3 separate regions of the Homo sapiens genome follow, and all the other regions are linked to region 1. A link is a contact called in ENCODE Hi-C or POLR2A ChIA-PET data. All regions are on one chromosome and are shown on one strand. Each heading gives the region's core, a stretch centred on a gene start or an enhancer-like site at or near the end of the contact. The rest is flanking DNA. Distances are from core to core; before and after follow the strand shown.

What was found. Hi-C counts contacts between places; a loop is a spot of excess contacts on that map. ChIA-PET counts read pairs that join two places held with the same protein, here RNA polymerase II (POLR2A). Pooled maps may share reads with other maps.
Region 2: POLR2A ChIA-PET joins it to region 1 with 10 read pairs in activated CD8-positive, alpha-beta memory T cell. The contact joins two enhancer-like sites. A Hi-C loop is called at or near these places in 6 of 50 pooled maps. POLR2A ChIA-PET finds 5 or more read pairs at or near these places in 3 of 52 experiments (HEK293, activated CD4-positive, alpha-beta T cell and activated CD8-positive, alpha-beta memory T cell).
Region 3: a loop to region 1 is called in a map of ovary, with 3 times the contacts of the local background. The contact joins two enhancer-like sites. A Hi-C loop is called at or near these places in 2 of 168 maps with a recorded cell type or tissue (GM12878 and ovary), 30 of 37 single-sample maps with no recorded cell type and 17 of 50 pooled maps. POLR2A ChIA-PET finds 5 or more read pairs at or near these places in 3 of 52 experiments (activated CD4-positive, alpha-beta memory T cell, activated CD8-positive, alpha-beta memory T cell and activated naive CD4-positive, alpha-beta T cell).

The regions. Positions count from the first base shown.
Region 1 is chr6:45,740,142-45,744,026 of GRCh38, forward strand. No RefSeq gene overlaps it. Among named protein-coding and RNA genes, the nearest start is that of RUNX2-AS1, 170 kb to the left of the region's middle. Within about 2 kb of position 1,635, at least 7 of the 41 ENCODE cell types and tissues checked have a DNase peak (open chromatin) inside an H3K27ac peak, as active enhancers do.
Region 2 is chr6:45,584,244-45,588,106 of GRCh38, forward strand. No RefSeq gene overlaps it. Among named protein-coding and RNA genes, the nearest start is that of RUNX2-AS1, 9.4 kb to the left of the region's middle. Within about 2 kb of position 2,033, at least 4 of the 41 ENCODE cell types and tissues checked have a DNase peak (open chromatin) inside an H3K27ac peak, as active enhancers do.
Region 3 is chr6:45,921,186-45,924,912 of GRCh38, forward strand. All of the region lies in intron 4 of CLIC5 (chloride intracellular channel 5), which reads right to left. Among named protein-coding and RNA genes, the nearest start is that of CLIC5, 93 kb to the right of the region's middle. RefSeq lists an enhancer at 3,121-3,270. Within about 2 kb of position 1,751, at least 2 of the 41 ENCODE cell types and tissues checked have a DNase peak (open chromatin) inside an H3K27ac peak, as active enhancers do.

The sequences.
Region 1 (3,885 bases), core at 385-2,884:
AGGCATAATTCACAGTGCATTATAGTAAGAGAGGAAATTCTACTATAAGCACCCTTCTGACCCTGAGATTATATGATTTAACATGTGTATATGTGCATTGTATCACATACCCAGATGTATTTAAACATAAAATATAGATACCTGCATACAACTTAACTGAAATGATTACAGGTTTTTTCTTTATTTCTTTTGCAGAGTCAATGATTTCCAAGAAATGTGGCATTATTTCTGGGGGAGATTTCTTGCCTCTTCCTCAGCCCTGGTGAAGATCTTGCTAGAAACAATACATCTTCTATGAAACACTCTCCACAGAACGTTTTGGAAATAAATCTTCCCTTTCACCACTGGAGCTGAAGTCAAACCGAGCAGTGCACAGAGGATTTGGAAGGATTGACACTCGAAGGAAGAAGGAAAAGTGTCCTGAAAGTAGAGTGTGTCGTGGAAGGGCCCGGGATAGAATTCTCTTCCGGTGTCCGTTCTGTGGCACTGCAAGGATGGGAGTTAAGGCGAAGAAGAATACAAGGCTTCCCCTTAATACATTGTTGGCTCACACCTTTCGTGCCCCTTTAGAGGAGAATCAGAATAGCATGAAAGGGGACATGGAGCTCTCCTTGCCTTACCCTCTCTGCTTTAAGGGTGAGCCGGCCAGAGCCAGTTGCACAATGTGTGTTCAAGAGAGACCACTTATTCCAACTCGTGACCAGTCAGAGGTGCAGTTCTAGGCCTGGTGAGCCTCCGAGGTGGGCTGGGCAGAAAGGGGAGCAGGATCTTCAATGGGGGAGGCCTCTGAGGCTCCCCAGCACTATCCGGCTGTGCACATCTGTTCTAATGAAGCCACTTGTTAGGGCTAGACATAGGGTGAAAGAGCCCCCTGGGGTGAAAGACGTCCTTTGTGAATTAAGACAAGATTATTATAAATGACGTTTGCTTTGTTTAATTAATTCAAAAGCCACCTTCCTTATCACTTTATTACATGGCGCCTGCTCTCCGGATGCCGCGGTCTCCAGAGCAGGCTTTTTCTCCCCTTTTTGCCTTGGCTCATGTTGCCTTTGTAGGTATGAATTTGTTTTCTTGTTTATTATATTGTTTTTCCCCCTGTTCTTATGTAAGTAAGATCCTTGTGGTCAGGATCTTTGTCTGTTTTGTTCAGAGAGGTAGCCCAGGCCTCTAGAACAGGGGTGCATAGTAGGTGCTCTGTCAATATTTGTGGATTCAAGAATGAATGAAAGCACTCACTGAGGCAGGGAAGATGCTAAGTGCTTTCCTCTACTCCTAAAAACATCCCCTCCAGGCAGGTTCTATTACTGTCCCCACTTTATACACAAAGAAACCTCGTGACGAATGTGATTGATTGACAGAAGCCATCTGAGCAGCTTTATGAGCTGGTCCCTCAGAGGTCATTGGCAAAGGTGCAAAGTCAGGCAGGCAGGCGGTTGCCCTCTCCCTCCTGTTTCTGCCCACTCTGTGGTGAAGGCCTGGGCTTCCAGAAATTTCTTTGAAGGAGAAGCTCTACACTCTGTGGTTCTTGAGGCACTTTCTGGCCTTGCTGTGGGTTCCTGAAACCTGACGTTCCAAACAGAGGCATTTGCTAATTTCCTGAAGAAAGCTCCAGGAAGTCTTGTCCTTGGGTAAAAGCTGTTCACAGTAGGTGAGAAAAAGGGAAGTTTTCAGACCACCACACACTTGGAGGTTTCATTTTCAGTGTTGTGTGGAGCTGACAAATAAACCTATCTGACTTGGCTCTCCTTCCTTCTCCACCCCAGCCCCGCCCCGCGCCTCTCCTCTTTTCCAGATTCATGTGAATGTTTTGGTTAACTTTATCCCCTCCTGTGTTATTGTTGTTGTACCACATATTAATGTGGGGCTTCTGTAGCTGAGAGGAGTACGGTTGAGTTACAGTAACAAGCTACAAGCTGAAGGAAAGTGCTGCGGTTTTTGGCTGGTCCAGTCCCAGATATACACCCTCACATCTGGACAAGAGATCATGTGACAGCTTGAAAAGCCAGAAACATATCCTGGATACCATAAAAAATGGGTTCTGTTAAATTAAAAAGGCTTTAAATACTGGCTCAGCTGGTTTGAGGTCTCATTCTCTCTCACACACTCGATTGTTCTGGAATGTGTTATAAGATTTGTGATTGCTGAATACTTAATTTAATATCGTGAACCCACTGTATGGTAAATTTGTTTGCATGTCTTTCTGAAGTCCAGCCAGCCCTTCTCCGTTTTCCTAACTTGGGGCATGGCTTGTTGATTTGGGGATCAGAACTTGGTGTCCTGGTGATAAACACTCTTCCTCTATTCCACCCCCACCCACTTGCCAACCTTCAGGTACCCCCCCAGAGAAAACCTCCAAAACTTCTGGCCAAAGCAGCTTCCTTTCCTAACCTTTAAGAAAGAGCCTATAGGATAATAAGCTTTAAAATATTATTAATGGAGAGAGATGTCATAGTTCTCTTTGAATAGAATCAAGAACAGATTGGAAATAAAAAAGTTTTTTGAGATGAACGGATGTTAAACACCAAAATATGGTCAAAACTCTATTCCTGCAACTCAGAAAAAAAAATCTATTTTCTTTTTCTTACGCAAATAAAACATTCTTGTGTTGCCCACTGGACATATCTTTCTCCCTGATTTACCAAGATTGCAGAAACCAGGATTAAACAAGGCGCCCGTTCCAAAACCAAAAATTTGTTTTCTCAAACTATCAAAGAGAGAATGACTTTGGAAGCAAGCATGTGATCAAAAGACAAGATAGGAAAATAGTGCCTGGTTTCCTTTTTAAGAATAAACAGTCAGTTAGGCCAAGTGCTGTCTCCTGGCATCTGCATTATCTGTTGGTGATGGTTAATTTTTTAATTTAGGAAAATGTAATAGAAATAATATTGTTATGTACCACTAGCTTTGTGTTTTCTAAAATATCTTGAAATCATCTTATTTTAACATATTAATTAGTTCAACATTTCTCCTCCCCCATTAGACTCTAAGCTTCCTATGAATAAGGACCTTGTTTGTTTTGTTCACTGTTGAGCCCTCACTGTCTAGGACAAGGTATTGCTCAATGCTACTGCCCAGCTTTGTGTTGATCTACTTTGTCCTTCCAGGTCCACTCGCTACACTTCCTCCCTGCGTTGGGCCAGGAAGCTGACTTTTATGAACTATATCAGTGGGCTCCCTCGCCCCCGGCTTCCCTTTCGTGCAGCCCATGGAGGAACCAGGAGTAAACCTGCATACAGGTTGGTTGAGTCCCTCTACTGAAACAGCAGCTCCTCTTGGGCTCAGGGAGGGTGATGGCTCCCTCCGTTTCTAGCCTCAGGGTACTGTGCTATCCTTGGTAGTAGTCTCTTCATTAAACTCATAAAATGACTCCATCTGAGGTTATCTGTTTCCTCCATTATCCACATCCTGCTGGGAGCCTGACTGATGAAATGAAGATTTATCGAATAAACAAATGAATGAGGCTCCACTGTAGTAACTCTTGTTTCTGGACAATCGCAGCAAGTGGGTTCCAGAGCCATTTTCTCCTGTATTCGGGTGTTTAGAGATGTAGTTGTCACCATGACTTCGAGGCTTCAAGCATGAGCTGGAATTGTTCGTCTCCAGTAAATACCCAACCCTGCTCCAACTCCACCTTACTTGGTTTCTCTTGTGATCGATGGTATGAACAAACAAAACAGTTTGCTGCATTTAGAGAGGTCTACAGTTGAATCACCTACTTGTTCATCCATTCATTAATCCATTTATCTATTCATCACCATTCAATAAAAATTTAATAAGTAGATGCTTATTAGATACCATGTACCACGGATCTGGGAATGATAATTTTATTTCATCTTGAATGCTACATAATAGATTCATACAGCATGACACTCCGGAGACTTCTGA
Region 2 (3,863 bases), core at 783-3,282, 160 kb before region 1:
TGGTTGGAACATGAGTGGGTACAAAAAAGGTGCCAAAATTGCTGCCTGAGGAAGGAAGTAGTTGGAATTGATACCCTGTGAGTGGGGTTAGCTATGTGCAAAAGTAGACCACACCTAGAAACAGGGTATAGTTGTGTTTCTAAGAAGACTCAAGAAGCAACTTGATCCTGTCAGGGGACTGGGCCATATCCCTCAGCCTGGAGTGCAGGGGGTGAAATGTACAGCACTGGTACACGAAGGAGGAAATGGCTGAAGTGCAGTGGTCTCTTTGGAGTGGCTTGGAAGCAAAGGCATATTTCTGTTGATGGGACATATTAGGAAAGGACAGTGATGTTAGAGATAGTTAGAATGAGGCTCAAAGCATGGCTTTTGGAGCCTCTCATCTCTAACTGGAGGCCAAAAGCAGTGGCATGGGGGCTGTTCTGTCATTGTTTCCCAAACTTCAGTCATTTGGATGCCACAGTTAAGATGTTTGCTGTATCCACCTGCTCTATTATTTCTTTAACATTTGTATTGAAGTTGATTTGTTTTTATTGAAATGTTTATTTTAAAAGGAAGCTTTCTATCATTATCAGAAAAAAACCAGTATCACTTGCCATAATTAGAAGACAATCATCCTGTCTCCCCCCCGCACACCATGAAAATAAAGCAATGTCATGAAGTCCTAACGAGGTTATCTTACCTGTAGAAGGCTGTGGGCCTGAGGATTGCTCCTTTCCTGTTAAAGGGAAGATTAGAAAGTGTTGGACTCACCAGCACACCCAGACTTTCTTCTTGGAGTAGTAAGAAAGACTGACAGATCATAGTAATGGGTAAAATTTGTTGAGTCTCTTTTTACATATCCTCCCATTGACACCTCCAGATTTTATGAGACCAGTGATTCTATCATTTCCATTTGTTTTCTAGCTGAGGACATCAAGTCTGAGAGAATAAACCACTTGCTCAGAGCACCCAAGCTAGCTAGGGGTGTAGACAATGGGAAGCGAAGAAATTTGACTCCAGACCTGGAGTTCTTCAGCACAGGACTATATCTTCTCTTACGTGTCAGTCTGTGCTATTGAATGCTTTGACTTCATGGCCTCTGAGAGCATCTCAAGTGCCTCCTACAAGCATTTGCTGTATCAGGAGTTTCAGGAATCTTACCTGAAGGTGCTTAATAAGGATTGGTCTCTTCTCCTCCCCACAACCCTCCTGTTCATGGGACAGACCATCCTGAGCCTTGGTTCCAGTATTCAAGGATGCTGGAAGAGAGGTGGCCACTTCATCTCAAAACACTCGTCCTTGTCCTCTGACAATCCCAGAATTTCCAGGCAACCTTCCAATGGTGACCTGCTTTCCACAGTGGGCTTTCCAACTGGGGTGAGAATGAACCCATCAACTGATAGTAACGCTTGATTTTTGGTTCACAGATGTACCTTAGTGATGGGTACAGGGCCCTCTATCAATATTTACTGAATGAGTGAGTAAATGTTTGGCAGTTATATTTCTAAAACTAACAATGAGATTAATAATAAAATGGCTACTTTATGAAGCTCCCATGCTACACCTGACTTGGTCTTAAATGTCCCTCCTGTGTTATTTCCTCAAACAACCCTATGAAGTAGGTGCTGTTGTCCTCTTTTACAGATGAGGTTGGAAACTGAAGAGCTAAGTAACTGTTTGATCCAAAGCCTGTGGGTGCTCCCAACTCTTGCTTATGCTGCTCCCATCAGAATTGCCCACATGGCTCTGAGTTCTGATGGATTTGGTTAATGATGGTCAGGCCCTTTGAGCACCACCTCTGACTTTACTAACAAGCTGAGTCTCGTTTCCGTCGGCCCCAGTTTCTTCATCTACAAACAGAATATTACTGAAGAGAGCACATGAATGCACTTGGTACATGGCCAGCATTCAATAAAAGGCATTTCTTATTATGGGGAGGAAGCAAAGAGGAACCGCATGGGGAAAGAGAAGCCACTTCAGGAGGATAATGGAGATGGCAGCAACGTTCTTTCTGTTTTTTGGTAACTATGGTGAAGGTGTCAGACAAGGCCTCCAAATGCCAATTTCCCCCTTTCTCAGAAATGCCCCAGAGAGCAAACTCTCCCACCCCAAGTTCCCCCAGAATGAGTATTCAGCACCCTTAGTTGTTGGATACACATCCTCCTGGGCCATGTGGCCCCCCTGCTGCCCGTTGCAGAAACAGCCTGCTGCAGCTGTGGCATTGCAGGAAGTTAATCCCCTCACTCAGGGCGGAGACCAGAGATGGGTGGAACACCCGAGAAGCACAGGCAACGGTGGTGATAATGAAGAGCGTGTGCGAGGCTGGGGGGGCCACCAGGGAGGGGCGGGAGGGCCCCCTGGAGGGTGCAGGGAGGAAAGGGTGCTGAAGCCTCTAGTTAGCTGAGCTCAGCCCCTCCAGCCTGGACACTGGCAGGGTACAGTCCTTCCCAGGGCAGTGTCAGCAACTTGACCCTGGCACCCGAAGATCCCTTCCACCATGGAGTGTGAGGTCTGAATTTGAGAAAGACTCTGTTAATGTGATGTGGTCTCTTGTCTTTATCCATCCTCATTACCCCACACCCCCGCCCCTTTTCAATCACTGTATCAACCCTCAGTTGCCTGTTTACTTGGTTTTGTGGTTTTTCACTTAGATGTGGTTAGAGAAAGGTGGGGTCAGAGGACAGGTTCTCCACCCCGCTCCTTCACCCCCACCCAAGTGTTCTACTTGGTCTCAGAGAGCAGAACATGACACTCTTGGCACAGCAGATAGATAGGGAAATTCTGATTCAGTTTCTCTGGGGTGGGGTCCACGTGTAGGTATGTGCTCTAAGCTCCCAGGTGATCGAGAGCCACTGCTGTAGTTATTGAAGGTATTGGATGACTCACTGCATTTAGAAGGCAAGTCAGTGGGGAAAAAGTTGAACCCAGCTAGTAAGAGTTAGCATTTCTTATTCCTGCACAAACATTAGCTAAGGAGGATTTGACTACCTAGAGTCTTTTGACAAGGCTCTCAAAAACTTATTCCCAGCACTCCATGGATGTGGACAAAGAGTATATATTGTCCAGCTCATTTTATACCTGCAAAATGGCATAGTTAGTAAATCACTGGGGAGCTAAGAAGTTATGATAACAATGGAATGACTTAGCAGAGATGATGGTGGTGGTGATAAGAGGGACAAGCCAAGACCCGAAACCTTTGATGCTCAGATCATTCCACAGTTCTTCAGATGTTATTGAACCAATAGGTGTGCCCTAGAATAATGAATTCCATCCAATACCATCTGCCAGATCCTGGAGGCCATCTTAAACCTACCAGGATAGCTTGGAGGGCACAAATGCCACTTAAGGAGAGAGAGGACAGAGCCAGGGCTGCTTCCTGCCAATATATTTACAGGAGAGATTATGGGCTTAGAGCCTCAGTGAGACTCTGTAGAAAGATATGAGGAAGTTTAGGGATTTTTAAGGAAATGATAGCTTACTTCGTGGGCAGTGCCTGTGTGCTGGATAGTCAGTGGGGCAGTGGTGTGGTGTCAGGACATGCCAGGTGCACACGTAGCAGGCCTGCAGAAGTCTCAGTTATGAAAAGCGTGGAACACACCATCAGTGACAGATGGAGAGGCCCCCCACCCCCACTCTCACCCTGCCACACCCTACCCCAGCCTCTTAGACCACAGGTGCAGACCCAACTCCAGAGTTTGCAACACAGATCAGTAAGAGTCTCCTTCATTGTGTTATTTATATTTTCCCTTCCCCAGCAAGATTGCCTGGTTCAAGATTCGTTATCCACCAGCAGTTACCATTGAGAAATGATGATAGAACATGAAATACCACTCACAATGACAGCTAAACCCACAACATACCTGGGAATTGACCTCACAGAA
Region 3 (3,727 bases), core at 501-3,000, 180 kb after region 1:
CCCTTTGTCTTTTAAATAATGTCTACACCAGATTCTTAGACCACATGAAGTCAGAAATGGCAGCAAGGTTTTAGAAGATGGGAAGGGGACTTTCTATCAGGTCTGATGGGACGCTCTCTGCTGTGCCTGGGCCCTCTGGCTATGTTTGCATGTCACTGGTTTCATCAAGGAAGAAACAGAGAATCTGGGTCGAGTATGTCGGGGAGCCATGGCTTCTGATAACAAACACAGTAGCAGAGCAGCACATTCACTCTGCCATAAGAGATTTGGGTTTGAATCCTCAGTTATGCTTGTTCACAGGTTCACATCATCTAGTGTCTGGTGCAGAGTGAGACTTGATTAAAGTTAACTGCTATTATTATTATTACAGCTATAGAACTTGGGTTTATGAGAGGATGAAGGGGAAGAAGACACCGAGAGAAAGATGAGAGAAGAGATAGCTCAAGGCAGAAATTCAGTGTCTGAAGTGAAGTTTATCTGAACATCCTAGCATGTTCCAGGTCCAAGGAGAATCCTGGAGAGCTTGCAGGATGAAGCTTGCTCTTGACTTTCCTAACATGTTAGGGATCTAAAGTTGCCTGGAAGCATCTCTTTGGGTTTGGCTTTGCTCTCTCCAGGCCACATGGGTGTGTCACATTTTCTTAGTTTGACAGTTTAGAGAGTTCATGTCCACCTTTGGCACTGAACCAAGAACACTGGACTTGGCCTCATAGCCAGAGAGGAGGATGTTGTCAAATTGGCCCTGGGTGTGAACAACCCAGGGGCTCACATGGGGGAGGCAATTCCCAGGCCTCCGTTTCTAGGCACTGCTAAAAACAGGAAAGGCAGAAAGACAAACAGCGGTTTATGAGAAAGCAAAATGCAATGGCAACTTCAACAGATTCCCCACTGTTCCCTCGTGTGGCGTCAGCTGGGCTACAGAGAGTGTGCAGCACGTGGTGCCATGGGTATTATTTGTTTGTTCTAGAAAGAATTTCAGCCTCAGAGGGGAGGATGAATTAAATGACAAGCTCCTATAGTTCTTTCCAGTAAGAAGCCAGTAAATGATTCTTTATTTGAAAGATAGCGTTTAAGTCTTACAATTATGGTGGGTTGGGATATAGGACACTGTTGGTTGCCCACCCTCCTCTGTGGTGGGGAGAATGGGGTGTTTTCTGATGTATTTCCAAGGAATTCAGAAACTTTCTTAAGGAAGACACAGATTCTCCACATAGCTGCTTCCCCAAGCTCTATAGGGGATTCTTATAAAGAAGCATCTTTTTATTTAATACAGCTCCACAAATCACCCTTATATTTGGCGTATGTTCAGAAGTATTAGTACAACAACAAAATGCATATTTTTTTTAAAGGCAAGAGACTTTGGCCAGTATTTGGCTATGTTTAAAACACCAGCATGGTAAACATTTAGGACAACTTTAGCATGCCTTTAGTATAATATTTTCTTAAAGTATGAAGGGAGGTAGGGACTCCAGATCCAAATAATTTTCTAAACCTCTTAAAAGCCACAGTAGATTTGAAGAGAAAGATTATCACTTAGGTCTTCGAATTAAGTTTCCTTTTGTGTACTCATCTGTAGCATGTAAGCTGCCTGAATGTTTATTTATCAACAGGAGAAGGGAGGAAGAGAGAGAGAGAGAAAGAGAGAGAGATAGAGAGAGAGAGAGAGAGAGAGACTGACTGAATGTGGGAGGAAGCTGCAGAGCTAGCGAGCTCAGGAGTGATCAGGGGAGAAGTTCTGGTTAGGGAACCCGGCCCAGACTTTAGCCATGGGGCAGTGGCGACACCTTCTGGCTTATCCCTGAGCAAACAAACAAACAAACAAAAAACTCCCCAAAAACCTATTGTGTATTTTCCACAGAGAACATGTACGTGTGTTTTCTATTAGACTTTCCAGAAACTCATAAATGATTGTAGAACCCATCGTGCTAATAGAAAGTACGGCATAAATGCTGACGGAAGCTATTAATGCTGATTGTAGTTTATGTGGCCAAATGAATCAGGCTGAAATCTGTGAGTTTTTTTATGGTTACTTTATAACAGGTTATTTTTAAGTATCAGGCCATAGATTAGGTTTAATGCGGATGCTCACACACTTAGAATGAGCTGGTTAAGAGAGATTCTAACTTTATCAGTCATCCGTTCCAGCGTTTAGACCTAGAGATTTTTCTCAATTCTCCCTCCCCCAAAACACTTAGGCTGAAGTACATTCACCACATTTTGTCTTGTTTCATCCTCAAATAGCCACATCTTTTACATAAGAGCCATTCACAAACTTAAAAACTGCCTCTGTGCCACTGCAATGCTAGACTGAAATAATTACTGGATTTGGTGATTCTGTGAATATCCTACAAATTCTCTTCCAGTTGCCCATTCTTTTATTTGTTAAACAGGCATCTATTCGGTGCCCACTGTGGGCCAACTTTGTGCCCCTTTCCCCACATGGATTGCTGGGTGAGGACCCTGATGGGGAAGGTGGGAAGTGTTGAGTATATTTAAGGAAATACACATGGTAGTCATTCATTGAGTATTCATCGGATCGTGAACTGATTTGATCACCATTTCCTAAATGACACACTCTTGTTTAATTCAGCACTACATACATATTAAATAGTGGATTATATTAAATGTTAATATACGCAAGTCAAGAGCACAGATCATGGGACCAGCTGCCTGGGCTGGGGTCCTGACCCTGACACATACTAGCTTGGGCAGGTTGCTTAACCGGTGCTTGTTTCCTTCTCTGCAAAGTGGAGATCATAACATGGCATACCTTAGAGGGTTGCTGGGAGCAATAATTGAGTCATCACCTGCAGAGGGCTTAGTACAGTGCCCGGCATGCTGTAAGCAGTTGTTATGTACAATGTGTATGTGCAACGCATGATGATGCTGATGTATGAGAAACAAAGCATACAAAAAAAGCAACAAAAAATTCTTAGAGCTGCAAGAAAAAAGTGGCTCTTGCCTCTGGCTCTGCTCAGTAAACATCGTGCTTGACTCATCCTCTGCCCTGAAATGCTGACATGAACAGGGATATTCAGCTGTTCCTTTCATTCTGACTCTACAGCCAGAACCACAGTCCCCCAGCCGAAAGCCTTCATCATAACAGATGTGAAATGGGGCAACCTTAAAGGTTGGGGGTGACTGATACTTACACAGAATTCCCCAGATATGCTACAAGTACACCTGGACCTCCCTCCCCCTTGCTCAGAGCAGTTCCCTGGATACCCTAATGTGCCCCAGCAAAAATTACAGTTTGTGGGGAGAAGCTACCCATTGGATGTTTGAGTTGCACAGCTTTTACTACATGAGTCTTGCATCTCCTAAAGTTTGAAGTGTGTAGCAAATTAAATGTGCAATTTTATACTTCTGTTTCCTGAAATCTAGTAGGGGGTAAATGACTCAGATTTTTCCAGCACCAAAGGAGAATTTAAAATAGTGTGTCCTTTTTGGCAATGGCTAGGACAGGTATTTTCACCAGAGAGAGAAAAAATATCACCTTAACTTGAAAGTGAATATATAAGAATTGAATATACAAGAATTCAGTCTCCTTTTATTTGTTACTAGTAGAAGACAGAGCCCATATATATATATATTTTCAGGGTAGCAATGTGCCCTATCAAAAATACTCATCTTCCTAGATTCCCAGAATTTCAGCTACAGAAGGCCAAATAACCAAGTTCTGGCTAAAGAGATATCGGTAGAAATTAATCAATGGGCTTCTGGGAAA